Linked DNA regions of Homo sapiens: region 2 is linked to region 1. The links are chromatin loops, found by intact Hi-C in ENCODE. Cell type or tissue: Calu3. All regions are shown on one strand.

Region 1 (8,000 bases):
TAATGTGAATAAACCTTGAAAACATTATGCTAAGTGAAAGAATTGGACACAAAACACCACGTATTGCACTGATTCCATGTATATTAAATGTCCAGAAAAGGCAAATCCACAGACAGGAAGTGGATAAGCAGTTGCCAGAGGGTAAGGGAACAGGGGATGGGAGAGGATTGCTAATGGAGTTTCTTCTGGGGATGATGAAATGTTGTAGAATTAGATAATGGTGATGGTTGTACTGCCTTGTTAATATACTAAAAACCACAGGACTTTACAATTTAAAAGGGTGAATTTTGTGGTATGTGAATTCTATCTCAATAAAATCATGTACATTTAAGTCTGTTACCTCATTCTTACCTCAAAGCCACATCACCCCCAGGGAACTGTGGGAACTGACTTTACTAAGAGAATACACACAATAGCTTCAGCTCACCTGTCAAATGAAGTGAAAGCCAGAGAAATACTTTTTTTTTTTTCTTTCTTTCTCAGATTGGATATAAGCCACCTGTTGGTGGAGTAAAGGGTGGCTCCCTGGCTGTGGTTCCCAAGAAGTCTCTGTCATCAAATTACTAAAGGCAGAATTAGCATTGCACATACCATAAAATTAAGCATTGCCAAAGACTTTCAACAACACATCAGCCCTCACCCCAAAAAGCAATGACTTGGGACAAGAGCAATCAGACTGGTTGTGAAATACAGAACCAAATGAAGTCAGACAACATGTACATTAAATAAACAGCGGGAAGATGCAGTGCATGAGAAATTGAAGAGAAATTAGGTAAGAACTAGGAACCTCATTCTTAGGAGGCTAGAAAGACCGGATGACATTATGGAGCCTGCAGCAAAAAAACAAAGGATCACACACCCATGTGGGGTGCGCCTGCCATACTGCACAACGTTCCCCTGCAGGGGCTCATCTGCCCTTCCTAATAACCCACCGGGACCCTTGGGGATTAGAGACCCCATTTGGTCAAGGCCTGGGATCAATGGCCAGTGACAGGGCTGGGCTCCCCCTGCCTGCCCAGCCAGGGCCCCTGTCCCACGTGCAACACGACTGGCTGTCTTCACCCACCACTGCAGACTGATCTCTGCTTCCCCAGCCCCCTGCAATCCCCTCCACAATACACACACCCGAATCTCTGGCCACAGCAGGCAGCCCTGAGCATGCAGACTCCATACCATCAGGCCTCCCTACCTCATTCCAGCTGCTTCCTCTGCCTGTTACAACTTTCTTCCCCAGGGGCAGCTTCAATCTGCCTTTCTCCTAAAAACCTCCCTTGTCAGGACTAATTTTTCCTCCTCTACATTTCCACAGCAGGGCATTTATCTCTTCCGTATAGAATCCATCACAGTCTGCCTTCTTTTCGTTGTTGTTTTTTAGAGACAGGGTCTGGTTCTGTTGCTCAGGCTGGAGTGCAGTAGCACCATGAGGGCTCACTGCAACCTCAATCTCCCAGGCTCAGGTGATCCTCCTGCCTCAGCCTCCCGAGTAGCTGGAAACACAGGTGTGCAGCACCACGCTCAGCTTGCTTGCTTGCTTATTTATTTATTTATTAAAGCCGGGGTCTCACTATATTGTTCAGGCTGGTCTTGAACTCCAGGCCTCAAGCGATCCTCCTGCCTTGACCTCCCAAGTAGCTGGGACTACAAGCTCATCTGCCTTCTATATTAAAGGCAACCACCAACACACTTTCATAGGGCTTCACAGCTGCCCAGAACCACGCTGGCAATTCACCTACAGTTACTCTTCTTTTGGGGGGACAGAGTCTCACTCTGTCGCCCAGGCTGAAGTGCAGTGGCACGATCTCAACTCATTGCAAACTCCACCTCCCGGGTTGAAGTGTGTCTTGTGCCTCAGCCTCCGGAGTAGCTAGGATTACAGGTACATACCACCACGCTTGGCTAATTTTTATATTTTTAGTAGGGATGGGGTTTCGCCATGTTGACCAGGCTGGTCTCAAACTCCTGGCCTCAAGCGATTTGCCTGTCTCAGCCTCCCAAAGTGCTGGGATTACAGTATAGTTACTCTTTTACTCCTCACAACTGCCCTCCGCATGGGTACTACCCTTATCCCCACTAACAGATGAGAAACCTAGTGCCGGATCATGCAGCCAGGAAATGGTGGAGCCAGGATTTGAACCCAGGTAGACAGTCTGGTCCTATTGGTCACATCCTTCCCCCCAGCGCCAGTCTCTATGCCAATTTGGGTGTGTGTCAGAGTTATCTGTGTGCAGAAGCAGCTGCACACAGTCTAGCCTTTTTGATGCACCCACCCCAACCACACCTAGATACCTGCATGCAGAGGGTCAGCACTCAGTAAGGACATCAGAACTGCATAAATACTCAAGGATAACAATGACATCTGCCAGAGGGCAGGGAAGTTTACACCAGGGATAAAAATGGAGGGAATGATTCCCCCAAAAGGTGAGGTAAGCAGAAATAATAGTAAAAAAAAAAAAACCAAAGTATTGATTCCTAAATGGATGACAGGTTCCTCAGGTTATTAAAGGAATTGAGGATGGATGGTGCTCTGCAGGCTCTGAGACACTTGGCAAGGAGGCTGGCACATGCCACCCAGAATATCTTTGGGGTCATTAGTCAGGATACAGGACCCAAAGGACCCTGACTTCCAACTTTACATCCCAGACTGACTTTCCACTTCCTGTGCCATGGCTCTCCTATTCCTTGGACGGCCCTCTCTTCTCAGGGCAGGAAAACCCAGCCCTCATGTCTGTAAACACAGGGCACCAGAGAGTGGCCCATGCAGGCATCCCTGATTAATTGCCTGTACTGTTTTGAAAGTTTTTCAGCCTTCCTGCAGAGTCTCGTGCACATTCGGCCCTCTCCTGACTTGCACTTCCTTGGGAGAACACTTAGATTAGAAAATCCCCAAATTCCTAACCAATGACTGCTGCTTTCCACCCAGGTGGTGCTGTGTGCATGCCGGCACTCCTACAGAGCCTGTAGGCTTATCTGCAGGAATAGGATGCTGTGGCTGGCACCACACATGCGGCCACTTCTAAACTTGGCAACAGCTCGAGCTCTGGAAGCCCTTCTAGGACAGCTCAAATGCACCTCCCAGGAGCACTACGCAGGGTCACATTTGAGCCCACTGTGGAGGGACCAGCTGGTTGTATTCTCATGCGCCAAGCAGGAGTGGAAAAAGCTTCCCGGAGGTCGGCATTCATTAGCCGCATGGCACTGAAACAAAGGGCAGGTAACAAAGGGCCAGGGCTTCCACCCACTTTCTGGCTCAGACTTTTATTAGGGTGTGGAAAGCTGAGCAAGGAATGCAGAAGTCAATCTCTATTTTATCTCCATTCGTCTATCTGTCATCTGAATTCTGCTTCTGCTCCCACGGCCCTGCTGGAACACCTAGTTGGGAGGATAAACAATTCTCACATGGAACTGGAAAAGCCCCTGCTAACTGGGCTGCAGTCACTTTCGGTCACCTGCACGGGGGCCAAAGGGGAATTGCCAGCAGCTGTGTGTCAATAAGAGCCCCAGGATCCAAGACAGCACTCTGCAGTGTACAGACCGACCCAGGGTCCCAAAGTCACCTGGCTGCTAGGGCCAAGCAGGGGGTACTAACGAGGAAAGCAGTCTGGGAGGGCAATGGGGCCATCGGAGCAACCTGCCCCGTCTAGCTGCTGCACAGACGCTTCTGGCTTCAGCTATTATTGCTCCAGGAGAAGCCTAGATCCAGAGTGAATGTCGGGAACTAACTCACATTTTTAATAAACACTCAAGTGGGTTAAACAAGTGACAAAGGCCGAAGGCAACGATCTGTCGGCCCTATCTATAGTCTACTTCCTGCCCACAATGACCAGGCTCCTAGTGTCATCATCTCAAGACCTAGAAGGATTTAAGAGCTCTCCTCACCCCACAAAAACACTCCAGAGCAGAGAAAAAAGGGAAGAAGGAGTATAGCTTGTCCAGGCAACAAAGCACCACCTGAGTGAGAAGCTAAAAGACACTAACTCTGCCAGCGGCAACCAGACCAAGAGCACGGGAGCTTGTTCGGGAAAGGCCTGAGGATTCCCACAATTTCACAGAATTGGAATTCACAAGCTGAATTTCAAAGATAAGCTGCTTTTCCTATGTCATCGTCACCATATGCCACAGAGCCTCGGAAAAGACGGTCCTCGACAAGGAGGGGTCGTATGATTAGAGGTGCACCCAGGAGGGAGGTCCCAGAAGGGGCAAGCATGGATATTTCAAAGAGCGAAGCTTCCTTTGCCCTGTTGATCTGCCCTCCACAGCCCTCTCAAGGCCAGGGAAGGAAATACACAGGGCCAAAGGCCAAAATAACATCCTGTGGTCACTCGGGACCCGATGACAGGAGCTTGCTTTGTGCTGCTTTAAGGGGTATGACTGGGGATGGAAGAGTCCTCCGTGAGCACCATTGACTCATCCTGTCTTGGACTCATGGACACATTTGATTATAAACTTCTTCCAGCAGCACGCACGGCAGGTCCCCACCTTTGCCATTCCACAATGGCAGGTTCCGTTGGCTAGAAGAATGTTTGCAGAAGGACGCCGACCTGCCCTTCCTCGGAGGGGAATTTTGGTAACTCCAGTCATTTGCTCTTACCCCTTGGCCTTTAAGCATTATGACAACTAAACTGGGAACTGGGGGTTCTGACAGCATGCTTCCTTTTTCATGTAACTGCATCATAGACATATTTAGGAAAAATGAAACAGTATAATCCTCCCAAGTCCTTCTCCTTAAGTGCATTGCACACTCAACCCATACTACGAAGTCCTATTTTTTCACTTGGTTCTCTACCACATGCATTCCAAAGTTACAGAATATTCTTCTGACCACTACCTAATATTTGGGAAATATTCCATCATTTTCATATAACATAACTGACTGAACCATTTCCCTACATACTGGCCACTTTCAAATCTCTCCTGTTTGCCATAAACTCTGAAGGATGTTTCTGTCTACCAGGGCCCGGAGTGCTCCTCACTGGTTCTTGGCACTGCCTGGAACACAGGGTATCTGGGAATCAATGGAAGGTAACACGATCAGATTCACAGGCTGCCCAGGGCTGATCTCACTGGTGAGAGTGTAGGTTAAAAATCAAAGACGTGCAGCCTGGCTCCCTGCCACTGACCAGCTGGGTGACACCAGCTGAGTGGCTCAACCTCTCCGCAGAGAAGACGCTGCCCTAATTATCTCTAAGTCTTCTCAGCACTTGCATTACAAGAGGCCTGCTCTCAGCGTCCACAGAACCAAGGTGACCTGGGGACACACTCCCTGAAGTAAGAAGTCCATACTGAATCCATGCCCACAAACTAGTGCAGGATCATGCCTGATGCTTTTACTTCGCTATCACCAAGTGATATTTATATGTTCAAAGAAAATGACAGATAGTGCTTAATCAAAATAAGAGGGAAAAGGGATGAGTGTTTGAGAAAGTGAAAAGCTCTAGGCATTATCTGGGATTTTTCTCATTGTCTAAATTCTCTTCCCTCCCTCTCCATCACAATCCATCAGGAACTCCTCTCAATTCTGCCTTGAAAATCTCTCCAACCTTCTCTGCCTCCTTGGTAGCCCAGGGTGACATGTTATCTTCAGTCGCCTCCAAATCAGTCACCCAGACCCATTAGCACAGTAGCCAGTCACCATCGGATCACATTGTTCCTACCTAAACCCTGCAAGTGGATTCCCATTACACTCAGAAAAGCACTCTGAAACTTTCCTGCAGCCAGCCAGGCCCTGTGGGGCCAGCTGTGGCCACCTCTCCAACTCTCCATCTCCCTCTGCCCCTGGGGTGTTATTTTGGCATAGTAACTTTCTCTCCCTTTCCGCCACAGGACCTTTGCATATGCTGTCCTTGCTGCCTTCGGTGTTTCCCCTTCACAGCACTCATTACAACTTGCCGCTATTGTGTCTGTTTACGTATTCACTTATTCATTCACTTTTGGCTGTCTTCCCTATTAGAATGTAAACGAGGCCAGGGTCCTTATCTCCTTTGTTCATCACATTCCCAGTACAGAATCCAGTGCCAGCCACGTAATTTTTTTTTTTTTTTTGAGATGGAGTCTCACTCTGTCTCCCAGGTTGAAGTGCAATGGTATAATCTAGGTTCACTGCAACCTCAGCCTCCCAGGTTCAAGTGATTCTCCTGCCTCAGCCTCCCAAGTAGCTGAGATTACAGGCACACGCCACCATGCCCAGCTAATTTTTGTATTTTTAGTAGAGACAGGGTTTCACCATGTTGGTCAGGGTGTCTCGAACTCCTGACCTCGTGATCGCCTGCCTCGGCCTCCCAAAGTGCTGGGATTACAGGCATGAGCCACCATGCCCAACCAAAAATATTTAATAAATATCTGTTGGGTGAATAAAGGGAATATACAGTTCATAGCTCAGAACAAAAACTGTTCAAAGACAATTCAATTAGGGCCTGAGTCCTCATTCTAAGTTAAAGAGAATATTGGAGAAAAGTTGAAATTTGGGCGTGGCAGAGGAATCTTAACATGTACTACAGAAAGCTTAAGGGAAGTGCAAGGTTTCTGTTGCACCCAAAAAAAGAGGGGGAGAGAAAGAGAGAGAGAGGGAGCCTGCTCGTGCCTTTCCCCCTCTGGATGGCCATCATCAGTTCTGCAGGGAAGAAAAGCCCCCTCGATTTCTCCACATTCCTTCGTGAAAGACTCAGATGTTCAGAACTCAAAGCAGGCTCCTCTTTGAAAAGCATCTCGGGGGAGAGTGGGAAGGATTACTCTGACTCCTCCATATCAGAGATGCAAACCCTCCAGGACTTGCATTGTCATAATATCCGTGGCTGTCTGCTTGTCCATGGCTGAGCGGGGTGACAGAGTTCCAAAGGGAGCTGGCAGGACTTGTGACGGATCACTTGCTAAGTAAGCACAGAAGCCAAAGCCACTCTGAGCCCCACGCTGCAGCTGCTTACTATTCTGTGAAGCTGGTACTGAGAAGAGGGTTCACCCAATGCTTTGTCTCACTTTGGTGGATAGGTCTGGGAGCATCCTTCCAATACTGCTTTTCTCCCCTTGGCCATGTCTGTCTTGCCTCGAAGCCCAGAAATCAGGTACTGAATCTGTAAGGGGCTCACATTCCAAAGGGGGAGCCCTGGAGACCTAAGGCAGCTTACATCTTAGGAGGGACCTTGCACAGGGATATGGTAATCATACAAATAATGGTGAACACTTACGTGAGGGCTTCCTATGTGCCAGTGGCTGTTTTCAGTCCTTTGTAATAGATCAACATACATCAGCAACCCTAGGGAGGCAGTTTATAGATGAAGGAAACTGAGGTACAGTGAGGTTGTGCAATGTGCCCAAGGTCATCCTGCTAGTAATTATATCAGACAAGATGTGCAGGTAGCAAATGGCACGCTCAAAAGTTTCCAATGAAGAGCAGCTAATGGAGGTCTATTGACAGAAGTGAAGGCAGAGCCAAGGGACCCACCGAGGGATGCTAAGGCACCCAAGACAAGCAACATGGGAGGCAGTCACCAGAGGGTAGCCCTGAAGAGGCACAAAGAGGGAACCAGGTCATTGGAATCCAGCAAGAGCTGGCCTCTGGGGAGAGGAAGCCAGCGATGCCCAAATCATGACCTAGCACAGATGGAGGGAATACATTCCCAGGCCATTCTGTGTCCTCTGGGGCTCTGGCTTCTTCCTGGAGCCTCCTAGTCACCTCTATTTTATCAACAATGAGACATGAAAATTATGCACTGGGTATGAAAAACAGTATGGCGGTTCCTCGAAAAATTAAACATGGAATTACCATATAATCCAGCATTTCCATTTCTGGGTGTAAGCAAGAGAATTAAAAGCAGGAACTCAAAAGACATTTTGCACACCTATGGTTCATAGCAGCATTAATTCACAGCAGCCATAGGTGCAAGCAATCCTAGTGTCCATAGCAGATGAATGGATAAACAAAATATGGTTTACACCTACAATGAAATATGATTCTGCCTTAAAAAGGAAGGAAATTCTGACACAGGCTACAACTTGGATGAACCTTG
Region 2 (8,000 bases), 390 kb after region 1:
GGTACAATTTCAACCACCGGAAATGGGAATGGTAACCCTTAAGCAGCTGTCGGATAGAGAGAAGTTCAGGGAGATTGCCAACAACCTTGGCCTCAGGATAGAACTCACCACTCCATTACTTTACCCCACCACCTTGGCTCTACCACCTGGTAAACTTACAAATAATGGAATAAATGAAAAATATCATAGTCCTGGAATATATGACAGCTGTGAATTTCATAAGGCTGTTGTGACAGTAAAGAAAGTGCAACTGGATCTTTCTAAAAAATTTATTCTACTGAAGGTGCTGTAGCAACCACTGTCTTCTCCTGGCTTATTTTTGCAGGAGTGTAAAGCAGCTGGAAACAGAGATGCAGGGAGTCACATCTGCTGCAAGTGAGAGGGCAGACCTGTTGCCTCTTCTCTGCAGCAGTAGCCTCATATTGTAGTTACTTCTGAGGTCATGCCCCTCTTCCTATTAGCATCAATTCATCTTCGGTGTGAAATGACTATTAACTGATTCTGGACTCCTAAAACATGTTTTGGTTAATGTTGAACATTATAATAACTTTAAAAACCATTGACATGGCCAGGCAGGGTGGCTCATGCCTGTAATCCCAGCATTTTGGGAGGGCGAGGTGGGCAGATCATGAAGTCAGGAGTTCGAGACCAGCCTGGCCGACATGGTGAAACACCATCTCCATTAAAAATTTAAGAATTAGCCAAGCATGGTGGTTTGTGCCTGTAGTCCCAGCTACTCGGGAGGCTGAGGCAGGAGAATTGCTTGAACCCAGGATGCGGAGATTGCAGTGAGCTGAGATCGCGCCACTGCATTCCAGCCTGGGTAACAGAGTGAAACTCCATTTCAAAAAATAAAATAATAAAAACCATTGACACTGGTTAGAAAGAAAAATTCAACAAATGGAGTTCTGACACTTATGAGTAGTAGGTTCTGTTCCAAACTCATAAACTCTGACCTCATTTTTTCTTAGTGAAATGAAGTCATTGGTGTAGATGCCCAAGGTTGCCTGGTATCCAGTACGTGGATCTACACTTGAATGCAAAAGGAGGAGATGAGAGAAAACTGTAATGGGATGGTGGAGGGAGAGCAGGGGCACAGTAGAGGGAGAGGCAGTGTGAGATGTCATTGTGTACTTCCCATAGAATGCCTGCCTGGAGTTGGTCCTGCTTTTGGTCCACATCATGGGAACTGCTAAGAGTTCCTGCTGGTTCTGTGATTATACAGTCATCCTATTTGGGATGCAGGATTTGTATCATTAATTTTTTTCAAAAGCCCTATAACAATTCGGGAGCCCAGAAGGGAACAAGGCAAGTACAAGTTTGGGTGCTTTCTATGCAAGATTTTCTAGCTTGGATGAAACCTTGACATCAGCCACACAGTTAGTTCTTTCTCACAGGCTCCATACTCTGTGCTATGATGTGTGACTCTGAGATTTACGGATGTATCTTCTCTCCAGGCACTTCCTGGCTTCCTTTGATAACATATGTAATTAGCTATTTCCCTTCCCTATTAAATTCTGCATATGATCACAGCTATTCTGGCTAAATCAGACTCGAGAGGCCAACATTAATGAAACAAGAATTACAAAATCTGTCTTCATTAAATGGGAAACAGAATAACTGAGACAGTCAAGATGGAAAAATAAACAAAGTATTGTATGAAGGAGGCTGATAAGAATCAATTGCTTACATTTTCAAACATTCAGAATTTAAATCAAAGGCACACCCTATTTTACTGTTTAAATTTTTTTGGAAAAAATGTTTTCACTTCCTCACATATTCCATTTCAAGTTTTGAATGTGGCCCGTCATCTCATTATTTTGGACTGGAGTGTTTGAGTTTCTGAAATTGTATAAGAAGATCTGAGGGCTTATAAGTGTAGGTTGCAGTAACAGAACTATATTCTAGTAGACTCAATTTTTTCTAATTCTACACCAATGGAATACACGGTACGAAGCCAAGGGTTATTCTGTATAAGAAGTTGCTGTTAGAAAGTCAGTTTTTTCTGAGAAGAATAGCTTTAGACCAAAAACTTCTGATGAGAAAAAATACTGTTCATGCATCTTAAAATTGTTTTCAAACTGTATCAGTGACATATACGAATATAAAATGTTACCCATCATATATGCTCCCATCGTACCACTGCTATCACCACAAAAGTGACTACTTACCAAGATGTAAAGGAAGAAAAAATACCTTAACTCTGAGGAAACATCCAATTTAATTTCTTCTATCCCCTGGGCCCTTTTCACTTCTCCATCTTGGTTCTGAATTTTCAGCAATGTCAATGAGTGATGTTTTTAGTTGGAAGAAAGGGATATATTGTATGGATGCACACAAATTAGCAGGAGAGGGCAATTCAATTACGGAGGAGCCAGAATTCTTACTGAGAATTATTGATGACTGCGTCCTGAGGGTTTCCACTTCGTCTAAAATGTACTGAAACTGAAAACTGAAGGAAATACAATGGATGTTTTACAGAAAGCCCAATTTGGAAAATAGAAAGGTAGATCAACTGTCTAATGGAACCTCTATTTAAGTGCTATTTTTGCTCATGAACTAAAGGCATTCTATAATCACTTCCTCAATAATCTTCCTTGTAAGGTAACTTTACTAATCGGTTTAAGGAACAGAATGTCAAGATTAGCCCTCTTATGCTACTGACTGGCTTTATAACCTTAGGAGGAAAACCATAGTTCATTGATCCTCTAATACGAGCTAGGTATTGTACTAGGTGCCGTCACTTCAGCAGACATGCATTGATTTGATTCTCCCTTCATGCCAGGCAGAGTAAAGCTCTGGAAATGGGAAGATAAAAAAGATACAACCCTTTCTCTCAAGAGGCTCACAGTCTAGTGACAAACATAACATAGGATACTCAATGCTCTAGTGTAGATAGAGTGTAAGCAATATGGGGCCCTAAGGAGGGAATGGCCGTGTATTATCTCGTTGAATCCTCCTCAGAGGACTCTTAGCCCAATTTAGCAGACCAGGAAACTGAAACTTACAGGAGTTACACAATGTTGGAGAAAAACCACACACCTCCAAAACTTTATGCTCCTTCTACTAAACTAAGGAAGGGAACCTTTAAATCTCGTTTTTTAAAGTGGTAGAATACCACCCTAGTGCAATGAGTAGGTAGGTAAAAAACTGATAAACACTAATACTTACTGAGTACTTACTAGCTTCCAGACATTGTTCTAAGCACGTTGCATGTATTAATTTATTTAATCCTCACACTACCAATTATATTAGGTATCATAATTATCACCCTGATTTTACTAATGAGAAAAATAGGGAAGGAGGATGAAGTAACTTGCTTACTGGGACACAGTTGGCAAGAACTTGTAACAGCAGGATGTGAACCCAGGCAATTTGGCTCTCACATGGAGAGCTGGGGAGTGTCAAAATAAGATTGCAGAATTTTCTAAATAGGAATACTGTGGGCTGGGGTAGGAGTCACAGCTTTTTCTGCACCAGGTCCACTCTGGGTATTCAGTCCTGCCTGAACATTACCACACAAGAAAGACGGGAGAGCTCAAGAACTCACTAGTCAGGAAGGCATAGGAACCCTATGGAAAAGCGTGCATTTTAAGGAAAGTGTGAATTAGCAGAGGGACAGCATTCAAATGCAAGGCTGTGTGCAAACTTCGAAATGCCTGCTCTCTTGGCTTCTGACTCCCAACTGAGCCCTCCCCTCCTCCCTGGAAAAGACTGAGTGTTATGTCCCAAATGGATGGCCACGGGCTTGTGACCTGAGGAAACTTCTGAAGAGTCCACTTTCAGGGTGCTATGAGTTTGGGGGAGAATCACTACAGTTCTCTCTGAGTGTGGTTCCTTGATCTCTCATTATTTCTGGAAATGCACGCTTTTCTCTGCTCTTCCAAAAGGGCCAAAGAAGGGGCTGGCACCTATGAGATATGGATGGTGTCACTATCGAGCTGCCTGGTCCTCAAAGCTCCCCAAGTGAATTCATCTTGGCTTGCTCAGGACTTTCCCAGTTTTAGCACAGAAATTCCTACTTCCCTAGAAATCCCCAAGTCCTGGGCCAGGTCAGGACAGTTGGTCACCTGACCTTGCCCAGACTCTGCCTAGCATCTTACCAACCCACACCTGCAGACTCAGTCTATTAGTATCATCATTTTACCCCTTCCTCCTATTGTGCAACCCCCTGAATTTCCTAGCATTCCAGCTTTACTGGATGTGCCTCCAAACTCTGTAGGCAGTCTCCTAGAGGCTCAGTCTGTGGACAAAATATCACACGTGTGCAGGCATGATCCATTATGAACAGAGTTCCTTTCTGTGTGTCATCTTATAGAACTTGCCAAGAGCCAGTGCAACAGGCTGGTGGGATGTATAAATATTCTGACTTTACAGTCGAGAAAATTATGACTCAGGTGGAGATGACTTGCTGAAAACAACATAGCTATGATGTGGCAGTATTAGGCCCTCCCTTTTCGAGGTCATGGGCTTGGAACCAACTTCCGTTCAAATCCCAGTTAGGTCATTTCAAGCCGTATGATTTTCCACAAGTTACACAACTTTTCCATGTCTTCATTTCCTCATCTGAAATTTGGAATGGCAACCCAGAATTTATTAAATGAAATAAAATAATGTGCGCACATGACAAACGCTTAGAAAACAATGGCTTTTGGAATACTTGGTAACTGAATCCTGCTTTGTTTCTCGTGGGTAGGAGGCATATTTAAATAAAGGATTCTTTGTCAGAGGAAGAGGTTTAAAACCTTTCTCAACTGAGCTTGAATGGATGAATGAGTCAGAAGAGATGTGTAATCCAAGACTGAGAATAGCAAGACCAAAAGAGAAAAACACGTGCCCCTGCTTAGAATAAACTGGAGGTGAAACAAGAAGGGGCAGCGGTTTGGCAGCACCTTGTAGCCCTTTCCAGGAGCTGCTATTCCCCATCGCTGAGTGACCATTCATTTACGCCATTAAAGCAATCTGTTTCTGACCTGCCAGAAGTCTTCTCTGAGGATCACAGAGCACCCACGATTCTCTTACTGCCTGGAACTCTTCTACCTCTGCCAAAGCTTTCAATCCCCCTTTTATTTACAATAACAAACTAGTGTTAGTGAAGTCTTATCACTTCTGTGTATAAAAAGGCAAAGTGCTTAATACTGGGACAAGTACAGTAAACAACATGTGATTATATATCCCCAGTAATTCCATAATCCAGAACTGTGGCTAACACATTCATCACTATACTTTTTTGTTTTGTTTTTTTTTTTTTTAGATGGAGTCTCACTCTGTCACCCAGGCTGGAGTGCAATGGCGCAATCTCGGCTCACTGTAACCTCTGCCTCCCGGGTTTAAGCAATTCTCCTGCCTCAGCCTCCCAAACAGCTGGGACTACAGGCACATGCCACCATGCCCAGCTAATTTTATGTATTTTTTAGTAGAGGCGGGGTTTCACCGTGTTAGCCAGGATGGTCTCGATCTCCTGACATCATGGTCCTCCCAAAGTGCTGGGATTACAACATCACTATACTTTCTTCCAGTATCTTTTCAGTCTGTCTAAGTACATCTGTGTATATGTCTGAGTGTGTGTGCACGCACCTGTGTTTTTCTGAATAGCTCCTTCCCTTAGTCCTTTCTGCTAATAGCATGGCCACCTTTTTCTTTGGAGATGGGTCTTTTCCTTTGAAACATGAGGACCAGAGAAGGGCTCCCAGTTAGAGAGAGGATCCACCCCGCCAGCTGCCTCAGTGATTGATCCTGATATGGTCATGTGATCCAAGCCAGTCCAGCCTGAGTCCATCCCCAGGAATTGTATAAATCCTTGTGATGGGGAAAGTTGATTTTTCTACCTGGCTTCCTAAAATGAGATAATGTTAGCTCAGATCCATCTTAAACCCAAAAAATAAATTAGCATGTTAAAATAGTTTTTAAAAATTTAGGGGAAGAATTGGAAAGGTTAAAATGTTAAATATTAGACAATTGGAATTGTCTAATAAACAAAGTACCTAACGATGTCCACGGCAATTAATAAGATCATCATAATACTGTCATATTATAATGGCTTTCATGTCATTTGAAGCTCGTTTCAAATGTCACTGTTATGTCTCATGTTGGCCCTGTTACATAAATGCTGCTGGGTGGACCAAAAACATTTTCTTTATTAGATTCCAGAGGCAACTGAATGTTGGTGTTATTAAAGGCAATTTGCATGTATAATTCACAGAATGTTTTGCAATCTTTCTGATTTAATGATTCAGTAGAAATGATCAAATAATCCTCTCATCATACCTGTAGAAGATAAATACAATGATCTATTTTTCCATCATAATTTGTCCTTGAAATATACATTTTTGTCACATTATGTTTGAAGTTAAAACCAAGAAGCTTGTACTGCTAAGTGGTTTGTGGGAGGGAAGCAATTGCCTCAGAAGAATTTTTTTAAAAATACTTACACTTTAGGACTATTACTGGAGACAAACTGATTTCAAAATGTTAACAAGATCTATGCCAGGTTCTCTGATCTTTGGATTTACTCTGACTTCCTAAAGTAAATGTGAAGTTTCCATGTTGTGGTTTTCTCCTTTTCTCCTTTTTTTCCCTTTTATGCTATTTATAAGAGGATATTACCTGTCTTATCATAGGACCATACCTCAAACCCAAAACCCCGACGTATGTGGGCTGCCTCTTTTTTCTTATTGGCACAAGGATGGCACTTCAATCTTCCTGCGATGTCCAAGCCAGGGCCACCTTTGCTTAAGGAAATAAAATCTCTTAGAATGGATCCCTTGGCTATCTCCCTCTGTTTATTCTTCCTTGAAGAAGTTAGTTCTCCCTGTCAGTGTGTGGAAGGCAGGCCCACCACAATTCTGAAATAAGCTTCTAATTTAGTATTCATCTTGTTGCTATAAAGAATGTTGAGCCATAAATACCATCAGAGATGGTGAATGATGTTTCAAAATATTTTCAATCAAACAAGATGTAGTTCTTTCCTGAAAGCCAACTCTGAATAAGCTGGCAAAACAAAATACATAATAGATCTTTGGTCCTTTGTTTGGGATGAGATCATACTGGTTGGGACCGCGTGACTGGCAGGGTTATCAAAGAGAGTTCTGTGGTCTTTGTTCACTTAACGCCTATATTAGTTTCCTAGGACTGCTATAACAAGTGACCACAAACTTGGTGGCTTAAAACCATAGGCCTTTACTCTCACAGTTCTGGAGGCCAGAAGTCTGAAATCAAGGTGTCAGTAGGGCCATGTTCCTTCTGAAGTCTTCAGGGGAGAATCCATTCTTTGCCTCTCCCAACTTCTGGGGCCTTTGGGTGTTCTTCGGCTTGTGGCTGTGTAACTCCAGTCTCTGCCTCCATCTTCACTCCTTTCTCCCCCTTCTCAAATTTTCCTCTGTCTTTCTCTTATAAGGACACAGGATTAGATTTAGGCTCCCCTGCCTACAGCCAGAAATTCAGGTGATCTCATCTCATGATCCTTAATTATATCTGCAAAGTTCCTTTTACCAAATAAGATCACATTCATGAAATAAGATCACATTAAAAAAAATTACCTATTTTTTTCGGTTGTGATCATTCAACCCACTAAAATGCCTAATGGTATTTCATTTGAAAAATGCACTGCTGGCCAGGCACAGTGGCTCACGCCTGTAATCCCAGCACTTTGGGAGGCCGAGGCGGGTGGATCATGAGGTCAAGAGATGGAGACAATCCTGGCCAACATGGTGAAACCCCGTCTCTACTAAAAATACAAAAATTAGCTGGGTGTGGTGCTGCATGCCTGTAGTCCTAGCTACTCTGGAGGCTGAGGCAGGAGAATTGCTTGAACCTGGGAAGCAGAGGTTGCAGTGAGCCAAGATCATACCACTGCACTCCAGTGTGGGTGACAGAGCAAGTCTCTGTCTCAAAAAAAAAAACAAAAACAAAAGAAGAAGAAGAAGAAGAAAAATGTATTGTTTGTAAATTCACTTAAACCAGTGTGGTTAGTCATAATTATTACATTATTTTTGCAGTTA

The links. Hi-C counts contacts between places; a loop is a spot of excess contacts. Peaks named below come from ENCODE experiments on the same cell type or tissue, not always from the same donor. Only the 100,000 strongest peaks of a DNase experiment are listed, where the experiment ranks them.
Region 2: it touches region 1 in a loop (2.8-fold over the local background); 2 of 110 quality-filtered maps call a loop at or near these places.

What each region holds. Positions count from the first base shown.
Region 1 is chr15:91,943,381-91,951,380 of GRCh38, reverse strand. All of the region lies in intron 2 of SLCO3A1 (solute carrier organic anion transporter family member 3A1), which reads right to left. Among named protein-coding and RNA genes, the nearest start is that of SLCO3A1, 94 kb to the right of the region's middle. RefSeq lists an enhancer at 430-1,302. In Calu3, a CTCF peak has its summit at 4,248; DNase peaks (open chromatin) are centred at 2,920, 4,350 and 5,086.
Region 2 is chr15:91,558,317-91,566,316 of GRCh38, reverse strand. No RefSeq gene overlaps it. Among named protein-coding and RNA genes, the nearest start is that of CRAT37, 99 kb to the right of the region's middle. In Calu3, no CTCF peak of the experiment used is centred here; DNase peaks (open chromatin) are centred at 4,436 and 4,846.